Regions from separate parts of the Homo sapiens genome. Here region 1 is linked to region 2. Evidence: chromatin loops called from intact Hi-C (ENCODE). Cell type or tissue: OCI-LY7. All regions are shown on one strand. Each heading gives the region's core, and the rest is flanking DNA. Links, peaks and the distances in the headings are about the cores only. Region 1 overlaps OSBPL3 (oxysterol binding protein like 3). Region 2 has its middle 54 kb from the start of CYCS.

Evidence for each region. A loop is a pair of places that touch in the nucleus more often than their neighbours do. Peaks named below come from ENCODE experiments on the same cell type or tissue, not always from the same donor. Only the 100,000 strongest peaks of a DNase experiment are listed, where the experiment ranks them.
Region 1: a loop joins it to region 2, with 3.0 times the contacts of the local background. A loop is called at or near these places in 4 of 110 quality-filtered maps.

Annotation. Positions count from the first base shown.
Region 1 is chr7:24,873,923-24,881,922 of GRCh38, forward strand. All of the region lies in intron 2 of OSBPL3 (oxysterol binding protein like 3), which reads right to left. Among named protein-coding and RNA genes, the nearest start is that of OSBPL3, 100 kb to the right of the region's middle. In OCI-LY7, for the core only: no CTCF peak of the experiment used is centred there; a DNase peak (open chromatin) is centred at 4,139; H3K4me3 peaks cover 3,694 bases; H3K27ac peaks cover 7,493 bases.
Region 2 is chr7:25,065,645-25,076,283 of GRCh38, forward strand. No RefSeq gene overlaps it. Among named protein-coding and RNA genes, the nearest start is that of CYCS, 54 kb to the right of the region's middle. In OCI-LY7, for the core only: a CTCF peak has its summit at 4,521 (motif pointing left); a DNase peak (open chromatin) is centred at 4,497.

The DNA.
Region 1 (8,000 bases), core at 1-8,000, 190 kb before region 2:
TCTTACTTTTCTGGAGGTTCACCACTTACTTATGATAACATGTACATGCGGTTTTATCATCCCTGCTGGACAGCAGGCTCCTTGAGGGTATAAAGGGTCCGGAGTATTTCTGATTTCCCCACAATGCCTAACCTGCTGTGCTGTGAATAGTATGCATCTGATTGGCAAATGAATAAACTTAGTCTTGGAATAAGTCTGCAAACAGATTTATCTTCTTGGAATGTCATAAATTAGCGTGCATTTGAAATGTGCCCAGTATCTTTGAGCCAAATGACTATTTACAAATTAGATACAATGCACCCACAATTGTGAAAGAAGAGGGTGTGGGTATCGTCATTGTTAAATAAAAATCCAAGACTTAAAATCCTCTGGAAAGTACTCTAAGTGGATCAAGCCCTTTTGATTTGTTTGTTTTAAGACTCCCAGGCAGAAGCAACCTGCAGAGCACTAATACTAAATAATCATACACATCTGCTCAAAACATTCGATTGTGCACAATGCAAATACCAAGAGGAATCAGACGTTATTGCATCCTTTACAAAACTGAAGAAAAAGTAGATAAGATCATACCTGTAAGTTTAAAGGAAAACAAGAATTAAATCTCAGAACTATTTCAAAAATTCCTGTTAGAACTGGACTGTTCCTCCTCCTGAGACAGAGTGCATTCCTATCAGTGACCCACCAAGAAGGGCAGGGAATTAAAGCACATCTGTTGGCCCTTAACATAAATAAACAAAAAAAGGAGTTGCATTTTTTTTTCCTACAAAATATTGTGTTTTCTTCATTTTATCTTCCACCTGGGGTCAGAACTTGAAACTGTTACCAGGTTGGAAAAGCCAGGTTTGAAATATTTAAGAAAGTGAAGACTCTCCTTGACTAAAAAAGCAGTGCAACCAACTCCTTTTCTGGACTGGACATCCAAATCTGCCCCCTGCCTCATCGCCAACTTCCCTGTCACCGTCCATGAGTTGTGAGGCCAACATCCAGCCTAGTGTTTCTCAGTGAGGTTGCAAATGCTCCCTCGGGGACACTGTGGAATCCTGGAGCCACTTTTGGTTGTGACAATGATAGGGAGATGCCTCTGGCATGGAATGGCTGGGAGCCAGGAATGTTAGATGTCCCACAATGCCTCGGTCTTGCACAATGAAAACGCCGTCCCACACCCCAAAGACTTCCCAAAGTGCCATTAGCCATTTCTGTAAGTGAAATGTGCTTAAAATCACTTGAGCATGGAACCAAACTCTGTTTCACACATATATCAAAGTATTTTCGCATGGTTTTTATACACTCTTGGGATGTAAGTGCAGAGTAACTGAGGGAAGACTGTATTTTGTTCTTTTTGGAACTTTACCAAGTGTCTCCTACTATTTTAGAGAACGATATTGCTGAAGGCCATGCTATTTGAGTTATTAATATAGCACACCTGTATCCTCTCCATTTGCAGTTGTCACTTTCTATGTATAGGTATATCTGATCACTTCATTATGTCTTCTGGTGTAGTCATGCCTGGACTTTTACATATTGAAATATATGTTTTAACATTAACCACATTCTTTGAATTTTCCTTTATATTACAGTAAAGCATGATGCTGACATTTTCAAAATTATGTATTCAAGTAGGTTACATTAATAATGAATATCATTTGGACATAGTGGCTCATGCCTATAATCCCAGGATTTTGGGAGGCTGAAGCAGGAGGAACACTTGAGCCCAGGAGTGTAAGGCTACAGAGTGCTATGAGCACACCACTACACTCTCCAGCCTGGGTGAAAGAGTGAGACCCAGTCTCTTAAAAAAATTATATATGTAATTTTTAATATATAATCATATACATAATACATATTTACATATATAAATTTTATATATATACAAATTTATAGGAGAGTAAATTTTGGAGGAGAGTAAAGCAATCACTAAAACACTGGTCATAATAAGAGGACATTGGTTACGTGGACGACAGGGTAAGAACCACTAATGAACTTGGTACAAATTCTGTGTGCTGTTGTAAGAAAGAATACTAGCCCAGGACACAGTGTATGTGAAATCACTTTGAAAATTGTAAAGGCTTTAATATTTTCTTGTAAGTAAGTCCTGTTGGTTCCATCTTCAAAATGTGTATTTTCTACTTCCCTTCCTCTTTATTGCCCAGCCACCATCCTAACCTCGGCTCTCATCCATTCCATTAATTCCTCACTTGTGCTTAAGTCAACAACCATTTATGGGGCCTCATTGTGTCCTGTCCTTCATGCAATATAAAAATGAGGATGACAAAATGGTTGTCTTTATTTCCACTTTGGCGATTTACTTATATTTTGGCCTCCCAGAATCTTCTCTTGATCTTTTCCAACGATGTGAACTCTTCAGGATTTTAGTTTGGTTTCTACCTCCTTCCATGAAATTTCTAAATTATCCAAACCACATCAGTCACATATTCCTGTAAATTACATTATTATTACTGTCCATTACCAAATAATTTAGCAATTAATTAACTTCTAAGGTTTTTTTTTTTTCTTCCCTTTCATTTTTATCTCCAGTGCTTTGGTCTTTTTTTCCCAAGCTATCACAGTGACCATCTTTTCAACTTGCTTAGAATCCTAGTAAAGTACTAAGTATATATTTAGTAGGAACTAAGAGATTTCTCCTGGTTTATTCATTGTTGGGGTCTCAAACCAAGAAAATAAGTTCTCAAACCAAGTAAATGGCACTGAGTAGCTGGCCTACAAAGAGATATTAAGCTGTATCCACAATTCTGTACAGCATGCCATTTAAAACACAAAAGAATAGTGCCTCAGGAAATACTATCCAGTGGGGTCGGCTGAAATAATACATAAACCTAACTATATAAGCAATAATAATATAAAATAATTGGAGAACACTTTCTAGCTCTATGAAAGCAGGAACCTTTTCTGTCTTGTTCACTACTTAAAATAGTGCATAGTAGATATTAATAAATATGTTGAAAGAATAGAGCAACTACAATAGCTAACACTTAAGCATCTTCTATATGTCAGATAATGTGCTAAATACCATACTTACATGATCATGTTTAATTCCTGCACAACCTTTGAGATTGGATTTATTAGTATTCTTTATTTTTTTGCATGTGGAAACTGAGGAAGAGAGAATTAGATAACTTCCCTGATGTTACAAAACCAAGTGACGAAGCCACCTGACTGCAGAACTTACATTTTTAATCATTCTGTCACATATTATAGCATACTGCATTTTTACTGTAGTTTAAGTATGTAAATTCTGATGAAGAAAAAGGAGTAAATCCCATTGGGTAGAGGAATAGTGGTGGGCCAAGACCTTGAGACAATTGGAAGGAGTTAAGAAACAGTGCAGTATGGATGGAGGCAAGTAAGGTCTTCAACCCTGCTCAGAGATAGCTACTGTTTTCCCTATACTGTAATCCCACCAAACAGGGAAGGGAAATTAGCCTGTGCATTTTAAGGCTGCCAAGTCTTCGCCATTCATTTTTTTTCATATTTGGAAAGCCTGCCCCATCTACCTCTTAGCCAGGTAAATTCTCATTTAGGCCCAAACCTCCTCCCTGGATGACAGTCACCTTGCACTGTCAGCCTCCCTAGCTAGAACATGGGTTCCGTGAGGACAGGGACTGTGTCTTATTTATTACAATCCTACTACCTGGGAAATAGGGGCCGAAATAAATGTTTACTGAATGAGTCTGCAAAGCAAGGGGGGTATCAAAAGAGTCCCCCAGAACCTTCGGGACATGGGACTTTAATAATGTGTGCTGGATTAGAGTGAGTTGGCACTCAGGACAGAAAACAAGAGGGATGTTGGTTTCTCTTGGCTAAAGGAACCAGGACTTAGGAGTATCTCCTGGTGACCCCAAGAGTAGGGCAGGCACCTTGAGCTGCATATCCTGAGACACAGTACAGGGTAGACTTGGGCCCTTGGGGAAATCAAGGCCCTGCTGACTTAGCCCAACACGGCTGCACTGATGTCTCATCCTGTGGGGTGTCAAGCTTAAAGGTCACCATGAATACCAGGTGGAGAGAGAAACATGGGAGGGGTTGGGGGATGTGGCTTCTTAAGGTTTTTGCATGAGTTTCACTGAAGACAGTCTGGTGCTGTCATCTGGCATTAAATTTAGTCTGTTTTACTGAATGTCTGAAAAGTGCCAAAGATAGAAAGCTGCTTTGTGATTGCAAAGGCAGCTAAGCATTTATTCATGCTCATGCGCTGGCCAAGTTAATTTCCATATTGCTGAGTGCACGAATTGAAAGCACTTCCCTCCAGCACAGCTGTTTCCACAGGCACCTTTCAAATGCTGAATCCTCAGTCACTACCCTTGCAGTGATGTCAGAAATAGAAAACGATTAAAACTTTTATTCTTCTTGCAGCTCAAGAGTGTTGGGGAAGAAAGTTTTGTGGTTGCCTCTATCAGGCATGGTTGGAAAACGGGTGTCCTGATTACTCACTTAATCCGTTTATCAGTTTTTTAAAAATCACAAGGCAATACCCAGCCTTAAATCATGTAATTTAATGTGTCTTTAATGATTTTAAAGGCATTCAAGATCTTCCACGGCCTATTAAGAAAGGCTAACGATCATCAATATTACCTTTTATGATTGTTCTATGAACACTGACAATACTTGTCAATAGATTTTCAATTAATAGAATGACAGCTTTAACTGATGCTAGACCAAAACTGTACTCACATTTCAATCACTGAGAACTGGAGTTGTTGTTTCTTGTTAAATGTTTCTCAGCTATGGTTTTTTGTTTGTTTGTTTAGCACCAGCAGGCCTGATAGCAATGGCAATTTTTAAGAAAAGAAAAAATTAGTTGGGAGAAAGGTAGTGTATGAGCTCTCACTCAGTGCTTCTCAAACTGTAATTTGCATGTCAATCACTTGGAGATCTTGTTAAAAATGCAGATTTAAGTTCAGTAGGTCTGGGGGAGGCCTGAGATTCTGCACCTGCACAGATGAGGCTATCACTGCTGCTGGACCATAAGCCCAACTTGAGTAGCCACATTCCAGGAGACCAGGCTGTCTCAAAAAATTGGGATTTGACTTGACAGAATCTGAAGGCAAAACCAGGACTAACGGGTGGGAACTACAAGGCCCTGGATTCCAGCTTTGCCTAAAGGATGGGTTGTCTTACTATCTAATGAGTGCTATGAAAAATGGCAAAAACATGGCTGATCTATGAAAGTCTCTGGAGTGCTCCATCAGAGGCTGGTGGTCACCTGGCAGAGGCACCACAGAGAAGATTCCAAGACTGGCAGGGAGTTTAGAACAAGTGAGCTATGAGATCCTTTCTAAATCTTCTATCATAAACTCATGTCATACTAAACAGCAGCATTTGCATTAGCTCTATAACCTCAAGTACAATCCCTGACTTTGGGATCTAAGTGAGAAGATTAAAGAAAACAGGAGACTGAGCAATGAAGCTCCCACTTGGGTTCTGATGACTAAATGGGAGTAGCAGTCATCACCCGCCACCGTCACCATCCCTTCTTTCCCTTCACACACAGATGTAGCTCTCCAACCTCAGGCCAGAGCTAGGGAAGTGAATATCCAGATAATTCAGGCCCCAGAATGTTTCAAGTCTTACTACTTGGTTAGCCACAGACCAAAAACACTGGTGCCTTCATTACTTAGATAATGGGAGAATATTCATGCTGTCTTTGTGGTGAACCCTTGAGAAAGGGAAGGAAAATCAGTCCTTGCCAGCAGCTGATACTGACAACAAGGAGATAAAATCCTGTGGGCTGCCAGCTCTGTCAGTGGCTCCACCTGAGGTCATTCCCATCCTGAGTTTCCAAAGAGAAAAACGCTTTCCAACTGTATTGACCACAGACGGATTTATAATTAAAATAGCATTAATAAAAACACTTCAATGTACATATGACTATTTCCACGCTGTTGATCACTCACTCAGCATTTATGGCTACAATTACTTTGGCATGTTTTTAGGCCCCTCAGATATATTGGGAAGCCATTAATATTTGTTAAATATTCCCCTAATTGTATCAAGCCCCTTAAAGCTACAAACAGCATCTTCTATGCATTTTTCTCTCCTCCTAATGCTCTGTTCGGTAAGCAGGGTCTCTTAGACTATTAAAGATGAAAACATCCAGCCCATAAATGTCATTCCTCTCTGGCCATGCAGCCCACTGGGGTGGTGATGGGGTTTTTATAGTTGCTATTGTGGTAGTGATTATAGTTATAAAAGTGACAACTACTATTTTTTTAATATATGTACCTTGTGGTGATTCTATAATGAAAGCATTATTATCCTCATTTTACAGATGAGAAAATTGAAGCTCCAAATTAGTTTGTGCAAGATCACAAACTATTAAGAGGCAGAACCCATTTGCAGACTGCGTCTTGAGATCCCACGCAGAACCTCGCAGCTGAGTGTCCACTGTGGATAAGATCACCTAGAAGCAAACTAGCACTCAGCTGAGCCCATCCAGGGCCACCTACTGACCCTCCCCTACCAGTCCTGCCTCTCACCCCCCTACTCTCTCCCCCAGCGGAACAAGTCTGTCTTTTGTTCCAGGGGCATGTTTCTGCCCTCCATACACTTGTGGCTTAGTCAATAAAGACAAGATAGCTCTGTCCACCCAAGTGACTCAAGGGTCTCTTCTGAGTTTTTCTCTTGCCTTCAAAGTACACCATAATGATTGGCTTTCCTGTACCATCATGGAATATTTAAGTCTCAGAGTGTGACACAGAATGAAGAAGTCATTTACCCAGCTCTTTCATTTAGAGATGAGGAATCTATGCTGAGTGATTTGTTTGGGGCTGCGAAAAATGAGTGAGGGGCTTTTAAGGACCAGGACCCAGGTCTTTTGACTCCAACTCATGAGCACACACCTTGTATGAAGGGGAGAAAAACTCCAAAACAGGCTCCTGTGTGAATGGGACTGGGGCCTGAGGTGAGATATTTTTCCTTTTTATATCACCCAGGACTGTTTTAATATTTTACCTTTATTATATTTTAATTTAAAAAAAACCTTTCAGTGACATGTCACAGAGCCCTGCCCTTTGGTGTCTGAGCACAGAAGAGAATCACAGACTCTGCACTCAGATATAATACTCTTGTATGCCAACTACAGGGCATTCATGACTCTTCAAGGAGACCCACTGCTTTGCTGGACAGCACCAGCTGAGAACAGTGCTCTCTCTTACAGAGTGCTCAAAACTATTTTTTCAGAGCTAATTGAAATTTGCAATCAAAGCAGAGATACATTCTGACTAATCAACACATGCATGACTTAGAATCACAGGAGTAGGTGGCAGAAGTTTAGCACAATAAACTCTTCTTTATCTTGATCCAAATCAGAAGTGAATTATTTTCACAGTGCTACACAATAACTGGTTCTCATAATGAGAACCTAGTGACAATGTTAAGATCTCAGAGAACTTTACAAATCAAAGAAGGAATGACTTTAGTGCCAAGTATGTTATAGTCCAGTTTGTAACGGAGCTTCTTTTTAATAGGGGGGTCCCTGCTTAAAGGTCCAAAGCTCATTATCAGGAACTAGAGATACAAAGATGTAAAATCAAGTGCTGGATCTCAAAAAGCTAACATACATTACAAATGTTAATAAAAGGGATACCACAAGGTTGAAAATTTGTAAATTGTCAAATGGGAGATTCACACAAACCTGCTGCAGGAGTTCAGACAGGCATAATCTCCAAAGCCTAGATCCACATGAGCTGGGACTCCCAGAAAAAATGACACACAGTAAGCAGCAGGGTGTCTTAGATTCCTGAGGCCAACTTGATGAGCAGTCACAAACTTTGGTGGCTTAAATAAACAGATATTTATTCTCTAGCCGTTCTGGAGGCCAGAGGTCCAAAATCAAAGTGTTGGCAGGTCCACGCTCCCTCTGGAGGATCTCAGGGGGATTCATTCCTTGCTTCTCCCTCTGGTGGCTGCCAGCATTCCATGGCATGGCTTGGCTTGTAGCTGCATCACTCCAATCTCTCTCTCCACCATCACATCACCTTTTC
Region 2 (10,639 bases), core at 1,177-9,176:
CATGTGGAAACAAAGTCACTCGCATCAGTTTCAACAAGTACACTGCTTAGTGAAATATAGGTCTTTAAAAACACACTGGAATTTGAAAAAAGAAACAACACATTGATGGTAATGTCTTCCTCTGAATGAATGTGTGTAAAACTGTAACAGGCACAAAAACCAAAGCCAAAGAATCACAGACTTACATCTGTCAAACCGATTCCACAGAAGCCATTTCAATATCAGGGCTATTTCTTAGATAGGTTTAAAAATGTATCTCACAATTTAAATTGGAAAACGAAGCTAAGCACAAACACCAAGTAGAAGTTACACCACAAGGAACATGCAGGTCAGCCAGGTGTAGAAGATAAATGGTCAGAATATGATATGAAGAAGAAGACTAAGAAAGTACATATAGCAATTCAATCTCTACCAGGTTCTCTCAATCAACATTGGAATTTAATCGAATTAAAAATAATCGCTCATAATGGAATATGGCATGGGCCAGTTTTTCTGTTAATATAATGTTTGTGACAATGTGGACAGTGGCCTGGCTAATTAACGGGCAGGGAACGTGGAAGGAGCTGCTTCAGTTCAACACTGGGGACACGGTGTGGAGAACGATGCAAGGATAGCTATCCAAAATCTGTGAGGGTCTACACTGCTTGGCAAGGCGGAGCTGTATAAGTGTGTGATTGTGGAGTGCAGAGTGGCCTCTGTAATAAAAGACCTAATGACAAAAGGAAAAGTAAATGTAACAAATGCTTATACAGTGTGTCTGCAAGTGTTGATAGGCACTGTGTAGGAAGACCATGTCAAATTCATACTGAGAATTACCATGAATCACAGGGAACCAGACTGGCCTTGCTGATACCATTGGCACTCTTAGTTCTACCAAGGCATTTCTTGATAGATTCACCTAGAGGAATGGAAGTCATCCTCAAGCTTCAGATTGACCTGCTTCATGAATGTGAAGGAATAATATATGGTTGTGCAGTTTATCCTGTTACCACTAACTTTTTTCTTTTGTCTTGCTGTATAGCCCAGGCTGCAGAGCAGGGGCAGGATCACAGCCCCCTGCAGCCTAGACCTCCCAGGCTCACGTGATCCTCCCACCTCAGCCTCCCGAGTAGCAGGGAATACAGGCATGCGCCACCAGGCCCAGGTTTTTGTTTTTGTGTTTTTGATGGATCCTTGCTCTGTCTCCCAGGCTGGAGTGCAGTGGCATGATCTCAGCTCACTGCAACCTCAGTCTCCCAGGTTCAAGCAATTCTCCCCTGACTCGGCCTCCCGAGTAGCTGGGATTACAGGTGTGTGCCACCACAACTGGCTGATTTTTGCTTTTTTTAGTAGAGATGGGGTTTTGCCATGTTGGCCAGGCTGGTCTCGAAACTCTGACCTCAGCTGATCTGTCCACTTCAGCCTCCCAAAGTGCTGGGATTACAGGCATGAGCCACCATGCCTGGCCAATTTTTCTGTAGAGACGGGGTCTCCCTATGTTGCCCAGACTGGTCTCAAACACCTGGGCTCAAGTGATCCTCCCACCTCAGCCTCCCAAAGTGCTGAGATTACAGGCATGAGCCACGGTGCCCAGCACTTTTTTCTTTTGAACTATTACTCTCACATGATTTTCACTGCCACAGGTGGGGGTCCTCTGAGATAGTTTGTGTGTTATCTCCACAGGTGATAGGCTGTGTTCTGGAAGGATGTTCAGGACTTGAATTTCAGTTTTCAGTCACTCTCACTGGATTCCCAAACCAACCTAGTTTGGGACAAGAGATTATGAAACACTCCTTAGAAACACTAGCTCATCTCAACTAAAATAGGGAGCGAATGAACCTGGCATACTAAAGTGTTAATAGTGACAAAATGAAAAATATAAAATAACCACAAAATAATGAGGTAATCTTGATGGAATGGGCACATGTATCTGTGTGCCTCATTTTATGCAATGTAGGTATTTCAAAGAAGTTGTGTGTGAAATGAATTTCTGTAATCTGAATACTCCAAACAGGCCAAAGAAGCCTTGTTATTTAAAGAAATTCTGTAAGCAAATATTTTTAACTGAAAAAGTAAGGAAACTCCTGTTTCAGAAATCATTTTGTATATTTTGCTTAAAGTGAGGCACACTTGTATTAAACTAAGGAAAAAAAATCAGCGAATCGGGTTCTACTGTTTACATTATGTATAATTTCCAATGACATAAGATAAGTGAAGATGCCTAAACTGATTTGTGTTTAATTCAGCACACAGCTCAATCTGCCAACAAAGAGTTTTCATTTGGCATTTGCAAACACATTATCATTTAGATAGCACCACCAAAGCAGCTTCAATGTTGCAACTTGAACATCATTAAAGAGACTACAATTTTTGGGGGGGCAATCAATTAGGTATCCACTTAAGGTAGGCATTAAGCATTCCTAATTCTAATTAATTGATTCTAAATGATCATTTTTTAAAGCACAAACTTTTTGGTCCTGTAAAAAATGTGGTGGTTAATTGTAGCTTTAAAAAGCTGGACGACATTTTAATGTTCAAAATAGAAGTTAAATATTTTGTAAAATGATAGTAATGACCAAAAAAAAAGAAACTATATTTATGATTTAGTGCCTCTATAATCTTGTTTATATCACCAAATACAAGTCACAACTGTCAAAAACAGCTTCCAGCTGCCAAATTGTTGGACGTGATGCTTGAGGAACTGGGGAAAGGAACACTTTTTGTATTATTCTGGCTTTTGTCTCTGATAAGAAAGTGGAAACTTTGCCAAAGATATGAGTTGCAGTATTTTAATACAAAAAACAACTGCTTAAAATAATTAAGAAACCGAACCACTCAAGACAAAACAAAACAAAACAAAACAAAAATTAGCTGGGCGTGGTGGTGTGTTCTTGTAATCCCAGCTACTCAGGAGACTGAGGCAGGAGAATCCCTTGAACCCGGGAGGCAGAGGTTGCAGTGAGCCGCGATAACACCACTGCACTCCAGCCTGGGTGACAGAATGAGACTCCGTCTCAAACAACAATAACAACCAAAAACGCATTTTGAAGCTGGAGCCAATGGGAGTTGCTGTTGGATTGGATTTGGGGATGGAGTCTGAGAGGAGTCTGAGATGGCTCCACAGTGTTTGGTCTGAGCAACTGGGTGAATTAGGAACACTATTTACTGAAATGGGTGAGACTCAAGGAGGAACAGGTTTTGAGGGAAAAAGCAAGAGTTAGATTGCTGATAGTAAATTCAAGACACCTGTTAGACAACCACGTAGAGATGTCAAACAGGCAGCTGAATGCGGAGGCTGGAATGGGGGGGGAGGTCAGGGATGAGACATTAATTTGGGAGTCACAGTGTATAGATGGTAGAAAGTCACAGGGCTGGATGAGGTCACTTAGGGCGTGGCCTGTCTAGAGACATTGGCCCAGACCTGGAGCGCCCACTGCAAGAGATCATGAGGGTGAGAAGGATGCAGCCAAGACTAAGAAAGAGAGCCCAGGGAGGCTACAAATAAGTCAGCAGCGTGCAGCCAGATGAGAGTGTTTCAGAAGGAAGGAATATGTGGCCAACCATGGCAATGACAACCAATATGGATGAGGATTGTGATCAACTGAACATTGGATCTGGTAACAAGTGTTTTTCAAAGGACATAAAAGCCTGATTGGAAAGCAAATGGGAGGAGAGGATGTGGGGACAGTGAGAATAGTCAACGCTTGAACTCTTCTGTGAATAGAGTCCGAGAAATTAGGCAGAAACTGCAGGTGATGCAGAGTCAAAGGAAGACCCTTTTGCAAGTGGGAAATATTGTAGCATGTTTTGCTTGCCTATGGGAAGGAGTCAGTAGAATTGAAAAAAGGAATGATGCAAGACAGTCAAAGAAAATTTCAGAACAAATAACTCAGTGTGTCAAATATCTTGGATCCCAGCATGGGTGCTCCCAATCTTCCCCATCTGCTTCATGAAAACCTGGGATATACAAAATTATAGGTAAGGGTCCGAGATTAGAGCAGGTAGGTGGCCACAACAGGCAAAGCATGTACTCAAATGTCCAAGTTTCTCTTGTAAATTATTACCTTATTACATCGTGACATTTAGCGACAGGATTTTAGATTTAATTGTTTACTTTCTTCAATCCGTCCCTTAAACAAAAAACAAACAGAAAATGGGCCGGTCGCAGTGGCTCACACTTGTAATCCCAGTACTTTGGGAGGCTGAGGCGGGTGGATCATTTAATGCCAGGAGGTCAAGACCAGCCTGGCCAACATGGTGAAACCCCGTCTCTACTAAAAATACAAAAATTAGCCGGGCGTAGTGGCGGGCGCCTGTAATCCCAGCTACTTGGGAGACTAAGGCAGGAGAATCGTTTGAACCTGGGAGGCAGGGGTTGCAGTGAGCCGAGATTGCACCACTGCACTTCCGCCTGGGTGACAGAGTGAGACTCCGTCTTAAAAAAGAAAAAAGAAAAAAAAAAATCGAAAACAGCAGGAAAAGAATTGAATTGGACAAGGGTCGGGTGGATAACTTAGCTTTCAATAGCGACACCTAGTGGCAGTGATCAGCAGTAGCTGAAAAGAATTGAATTCCTGACAGCCTGAGGTTTTTTTTGTTCTCTTTTTTCTTTTTTTTCTCCCCTCAGGAGTAGTATCCAGGACCCACCCATTTTGTACTGAATAAACATCCCTAATGGTGCTTGGAGTCATCTGAGGAGGGAGGTCCCCAGAGAGGGGGAAAAAACCATTTTCCTGGTGGACTGGATGTGAGCCCAGGGTTTAAATTGAGTCAGAAGGATAAACTGAATTCATCTTCAGAGTTGAATTGCTCTTCTGGTAATCTGGAGGGTTGGGTTCTCCCCTGACCTGAATTTTCCGAGGAGCGATTTGTGCTGTTACACACATTTCTTTTGCTATACGAACTCAGACGGAGGTCAGAATGAACTCTGGCCAACAGGGTCTCACCTTATGGCTTTGAACAATGGGCAGTAGCAGACGTTCAGTTCCAATGATTTTGGCTGGCTCTTAATTTATAGCCGCTCCCAAGACCCATAAAGAGGTGCCACAGTCGAGGCCGGGGGCGGTGGCTCACGCCTGTAATCCCAGCACCTTGGGAGGCCGAGGCGGGTGGATAACCTGAGGTCAAGAGTTCAAGACCAGCCTGGCCAACATGGCGAAATCCCGACTCTACTAAAAATACAAAAATTAGCCGGGTGTGGTCGTGGGCGCCTGTAATCCCAGCTACTCAGGAGGCTGAGGCAGGAGAACTGCTTGAACCCGGGAGGTGGAGGTTGCAGTGAGCCAAGGTCGCACCATTGCACTACAGCCTGGGTGACAGAGTGAGGACTCTGTCTCAAAAAAAAAAAAAAAAAAGAGGTGCCGCAGTCAATTTTAAAGGTACCTCTAAATTTCACCTTTTCTGACAATAGCTTGATGCTACAGAGGGTTCTCAAAAATCTGCAATTCCCCAGATGTGACAACTAATCCAATCCCATTAGTGTCAGGCACATCATATTCTCAGTCTTTATTTTAAAAAATGAAAAGAATAAACCATACAAATAGATGAAAACATCCAAAATAATAGAGGAGGAAGCTCACACAGCTGAAAAAAAAGTTTCTTTCTTGAAGTATTATCCAAAATAATATAATAAAACATTTTCATACATATGAGAATATTACAGGGATTAGAAGATAAATAGGCTGGGCATGGTCGCTCATACCTGTAATCCCAGCACTTTGGAAGGCTAAGGCAGGCAGATTGCTTGAGCCCAGGAGTTCAAGACCAGCCTGGGCAACATGGCAAAATCCCATCTCTACAAAAAATACAAAAAAATTAGGTGGGCATGGTGGTGTGCACCTGTTGTCCCAGCTACTTGGGAGGCTGAGGCAGGAGGATCACTTGAGCCCAGGAGGTCGAGGCTACTGTGAGCCAAGATTGCACCACTGCACTCCAGCCTGGGAAATGGAAGTGAGACCCTATCTCAAAACGAAAAGAAGACGAATAAAGTTCATGGGTTAGACTTGCAAATCAATTTTCCAGTTGGATTCTGATACAAATAAAGCATGAAGAAAAGAGCGAGTAAATTTCTAGATTTGCAGTAGTTTGGATTTGTGTTTGTGAAAATATAATTATATCCTATTCTAACCTGGTATGTAGTTTTATATTAGCTTTATTCTTGGCATGTTTAATATACAGGGAAATATTTGTTCTTCCCTTTGGAAACTGTGCATTGTCTAGGCTCTATAGGACACCCCTCTGAGGGTTATCTGATTTCGAGTATGTGGAAGCCATTTTGTAACTCTGTACATTGTAGATTATTGGTATTGGTAGCAACGCAGAATACTTCTTATCTATGGACAAGCAAATTCTGTCCTGTATAGTAGAGGTTCAACTGGCTTCCTTCTTCCACAGAGGAAGAGGACAGTTTTACTTCCATCTGAACAGTCATTTCAATATTCCTGATCTGTAAATATGTCTGTTTTTCAACTTCTCCCTTAAACTGCTTACAATCTCTGTACCAGTTTCCCCATTAATATACAGTTTAATTTTTACATATGAATTTATGTTGTGATTCTATCCTACTTTGAAAATTATCTTTTAAAAATGGTAATTTTTGAAAGTATCAAAATAATTATAAAGTTCTTACCTACTACTTCTATTTTATATTGCCTCACTATATATACATATATACACACACATATGTACACACACACACATATACACACATATATATACACACTATACACACACACACACACACACACACACACATATATATATATATATTTTTTTTTTTTTTTGAGACAGAGTCTTGCTCTGTCGCCCAGGCTGGAGTGCAGTGGCATGTTCTCGGCTCACTGCAACCTCTACCTCCCAGGTTCAAGTGATTCTCCTGCCTCAACTTCCCAAGTAGCTGGGATTACAAGCATGTGCCACCATGCCCGGCTAATTTTTGTATTTTTAGTAGAGACAGGGTTTCACCATGTTGGCCAGGCTGGTCTCGAACTCCTGGCCTCAAGTGATTCCCCCCACCTCAGCCCTCCCAAAATAAAATTCTGCTGGGATTACAGGCGTGAGCCACCGTGCCCGGCCTGTCTCACTATATTTTATATAGCTTTTAAGTTGCCTTGAACTTCCTGAAATAAGTTGAGGTATAAATGAGTAAATATCCAGTGCTTAATAATCAAAATGTCTAGGCAATCTCTAAGGTTCTCACATTGATAGTCTATGATATTCTATGCATCTGGGAATAGGCAGGTCAGAAGTAAAGCTTCTTGTCTCATATACCTTTTTAAAAATTGTGGTAAAATATACATAACAAAGTTTGCCATTTTAATCCTTTTTAAGGCATACACTTTTTAAAAAGGTATAATATGAGAGCTCCTTGAGAATATACAACTGAACCAAGAAAAATCGATGTCTTAGCCATGTCTCAAGTTTGGAATTTGACCCACCTGGGCCTTAGTTTGTTGTTGGGTCTTCACCAGCTGGCCTGTTTTCACAATTTGGAACAAAGCGCATTAATAATATGCCCTACTTGTATAGACAGCATGGATTACCCCACTTCCTACTGTCACTCTTGGTAACCACAAATTCTTGATTTAAGTAAATTTTTGAAAAGGAAATTCAGTGATGAAATTCCTTGTAATTCTCATGCTACCTGTGATTATAGTTAAGCAGGGCAGAAAAAAAAAGTAATCTACTTAATACAGGAGACTCATGATATATGCTGACTTTGACAGTCTTTGATTTAGGAAGTTGGGGAAAAAGGGGGAGAAGAAACTAGTTTGAAATTGGCTAGGGTTTTTAATCATTTATATAACTCAAGACAGAAAAAAGTCTGAGTGGTTTTATAAGAGAGTTTACAGAGGTTGCTTTCTTTTTCAGTCAAAAGGAATGAAAAAAATGCTTTATATTTATTTAGTATTTAAATGGCTCACTAGTGGTAAACACGAGGCTGCTCTTGGCTGGAGGCAGCCAGGCTGGGGAGCTTGGCCACCTTGAACTCTGAGTTCCCTTGGAAAGCAGAGGGCATCAAAGTATCAGCACACTTGTAACCATTCACAGCGAGTGAGTCAGGAAGCCCTATTTTGGCTCTGCAGTGTGGTTGACAGCATAGACTTTAGAATGTTCAGATTTATAGCATACTATTTTTTCCTTTCCTGCTGCTCAACTGTGAAGCCAATGGCACATTTTTTTTTTTTTTTGAGATGGAGTCTTGCTCTGTCATCAGGCTGGAGTGCAGTGACATGATCTCGGCTCACTGCAACCTCCGCCTCCCAGGTTCAAGTGATTCTCCTGCCTCGACCTCCCAAGTAGCTGAGATTACAGGCACCCGCCACCACGCCTGGTTAAGTTTTATATTTTTAGTAGAGATGGTGTTTCACCATATTGGCCAGGATGGTCTCGATCTCTTGACCTCGTGATCCGCCTGCTTCGGCCTCCTGAATTGTTGGGATTACAGGCGTGAGCTACTGCACCTGAACGATATCACATATTTTTGGTCTTTCTTATGGCAGTACCCTTCTTCATGGCACCACACCTGGCTAGCATGGTATCAATTTTTGCATTATTAGAGTAGATTCAACTACTATAATAAACAGAACCAAGATGTAACAGCCAAAAAAAAAAAAAAAATCGAGTTTCTGATGCTTATATCAGTCCAGCAGGGTATTCCAGGATGGTGGGGCTCTCCTCCATGGATGACTAAAGGACTCAGGTTCTTCTGTCTGCTGGCTCTATTACTGGGTCCTGATCAACAGTGCAACTGTCTAAACTGTCTTCTGCACAGCACCAGCGTTATCTTCTTTAGGCATACTTTGATTACAAACTATACAGAATATTTATGAACGATACAGAATATTCAGCAGGGATTTCAGATAATATGGAGGCTACATAATAATATAGAAAATTTTCATAATAAGAGGATATTATGGGTGCTTTTTTCTTCAAAATGTTTTTTTCAATCAAATCAGAAAAATTAAAATTAGCATCAAACAAAGGTGAGCTTGTAAGAATACATTGAGACATCTTTTCAGATTAAGTTCAGAAGTCCTCTTTTTTACCTTATATGAAATTACATACCAAATGATTAATTTAAAAATTAGAATGACCGTGAATTTACCCTATGCTGTATATTGTACTTGGTGCTATGAACGCAGAAATACTAAGACAGAGTCCTCAGCCTAAAGGAGTTTAATAAGGAAACCTGTTAGCTTACTCAGATTTTTCAAGTTTGATTAACGAGGAACAATTTTCACATGGAGAAAAAGTTGTCAAAACTTCCAAGTGTCCATTTCACTCACCTACCTCCCAACTCACCTTTTCCTAAGAGAGATTCCCAGCTTCACCCCACAATGGGGTGAAGACGCATTGAGGACAGAGACCTCCCTGATCTATCTCTAATGCTTTGGCCTCGTCATAGGTACAACGAATCTCTGAATTCTGTGACAAGCCTGGTGGCATCTAGCTGAAACAAACACAGAAAGAAATGTACAACTAGATCTGACAGAAGAATATCGTTTACTCATCTTCCCCTTTTTCCTACAACAGGTTGGCTTCCCTAGTCTGTCCTATTTGACAGCGTAGAGGATCATTTTTTATTCTGATAGCACTTGTAAGTTCAGGGGGTCCCCAAGACTATCCTTGGGTTTGACAATTCACTGGAAGCACTCACAGAATGCACCAAAACTGTTATGCCCACTGTTTTGGTTTACTATGGTGAAAAGATACAGATTAGAATCAGTGAAAAGAAGAGACACATGGGGCAGAGTCCAGGTGTATCAGTCTGTTCTCATGCTCCTAATAAAGACATACCCGAGACTGGGGAATTTATAAAGAAAAAGAGGTTCAGTGGACTCACGGTTCCACATGGCTGGGGAGGCCTCACAATCATGGAGGAAGGTGAAGGAGAAGCAAAGCCATGTCTTACGTGGAGGCACGAAAGAGTGTGTGCAAGGGAACTGCCCTTTATAAAACCATCAGATCTCGTGAGACTTATTCACAGTCACGAGAACAGTATGGGAAAACCCCGCCCTCATGATTCAATTACCTCCTACTGGGTCTTTCCCAGGACACGTGGGGATTATGAGAGCTATGATTCAAGATGAGATTTGGGTGGGGTCACAGCCAAACCATATCACCTAGAAAGTTTCAAACATGGAGCTCCCAGTTGTCTACTCTCAGTGGAGTCATGGACATCACTACCTTTCCTGGCAATGATGTTTGAAATATACACGGAGTATTGCCAACCAGGGAAGCTCACCTGAGTCTTCATGTCCAGAGTTCTTACTGGGGCTGGATCACACAGACGGTGTGTCATAGACTAAAGGCTGTCCTTTATTTTCCAGCCGCTCTGGAGGTAGAACAGATACCAGGTGGCCCAAAGCCCCTGCCATAAATCACATTGTTAGACACTCTGATGTGACTCAAGTCTCCCAGGTAAACAAAAACACCCTTTTTCAAAAATTATTTTTAATTTGAGAGAGGGTTTCTCTCTGTTACCCAGGCTAGCGTGCAGTGGCACGATCTCGGCTCATTGCAACCTCCGTCTCCTGAGCTCAAGTGATCCTCCCACCTCAGCCTCCAGAGTAGCTGAGACCACAGGCATGTGCCACCACGCCTGGCTATTTTAAAACACTCTTATCGGTGGGACAGCCCACTGCTGTCCCACTCATAG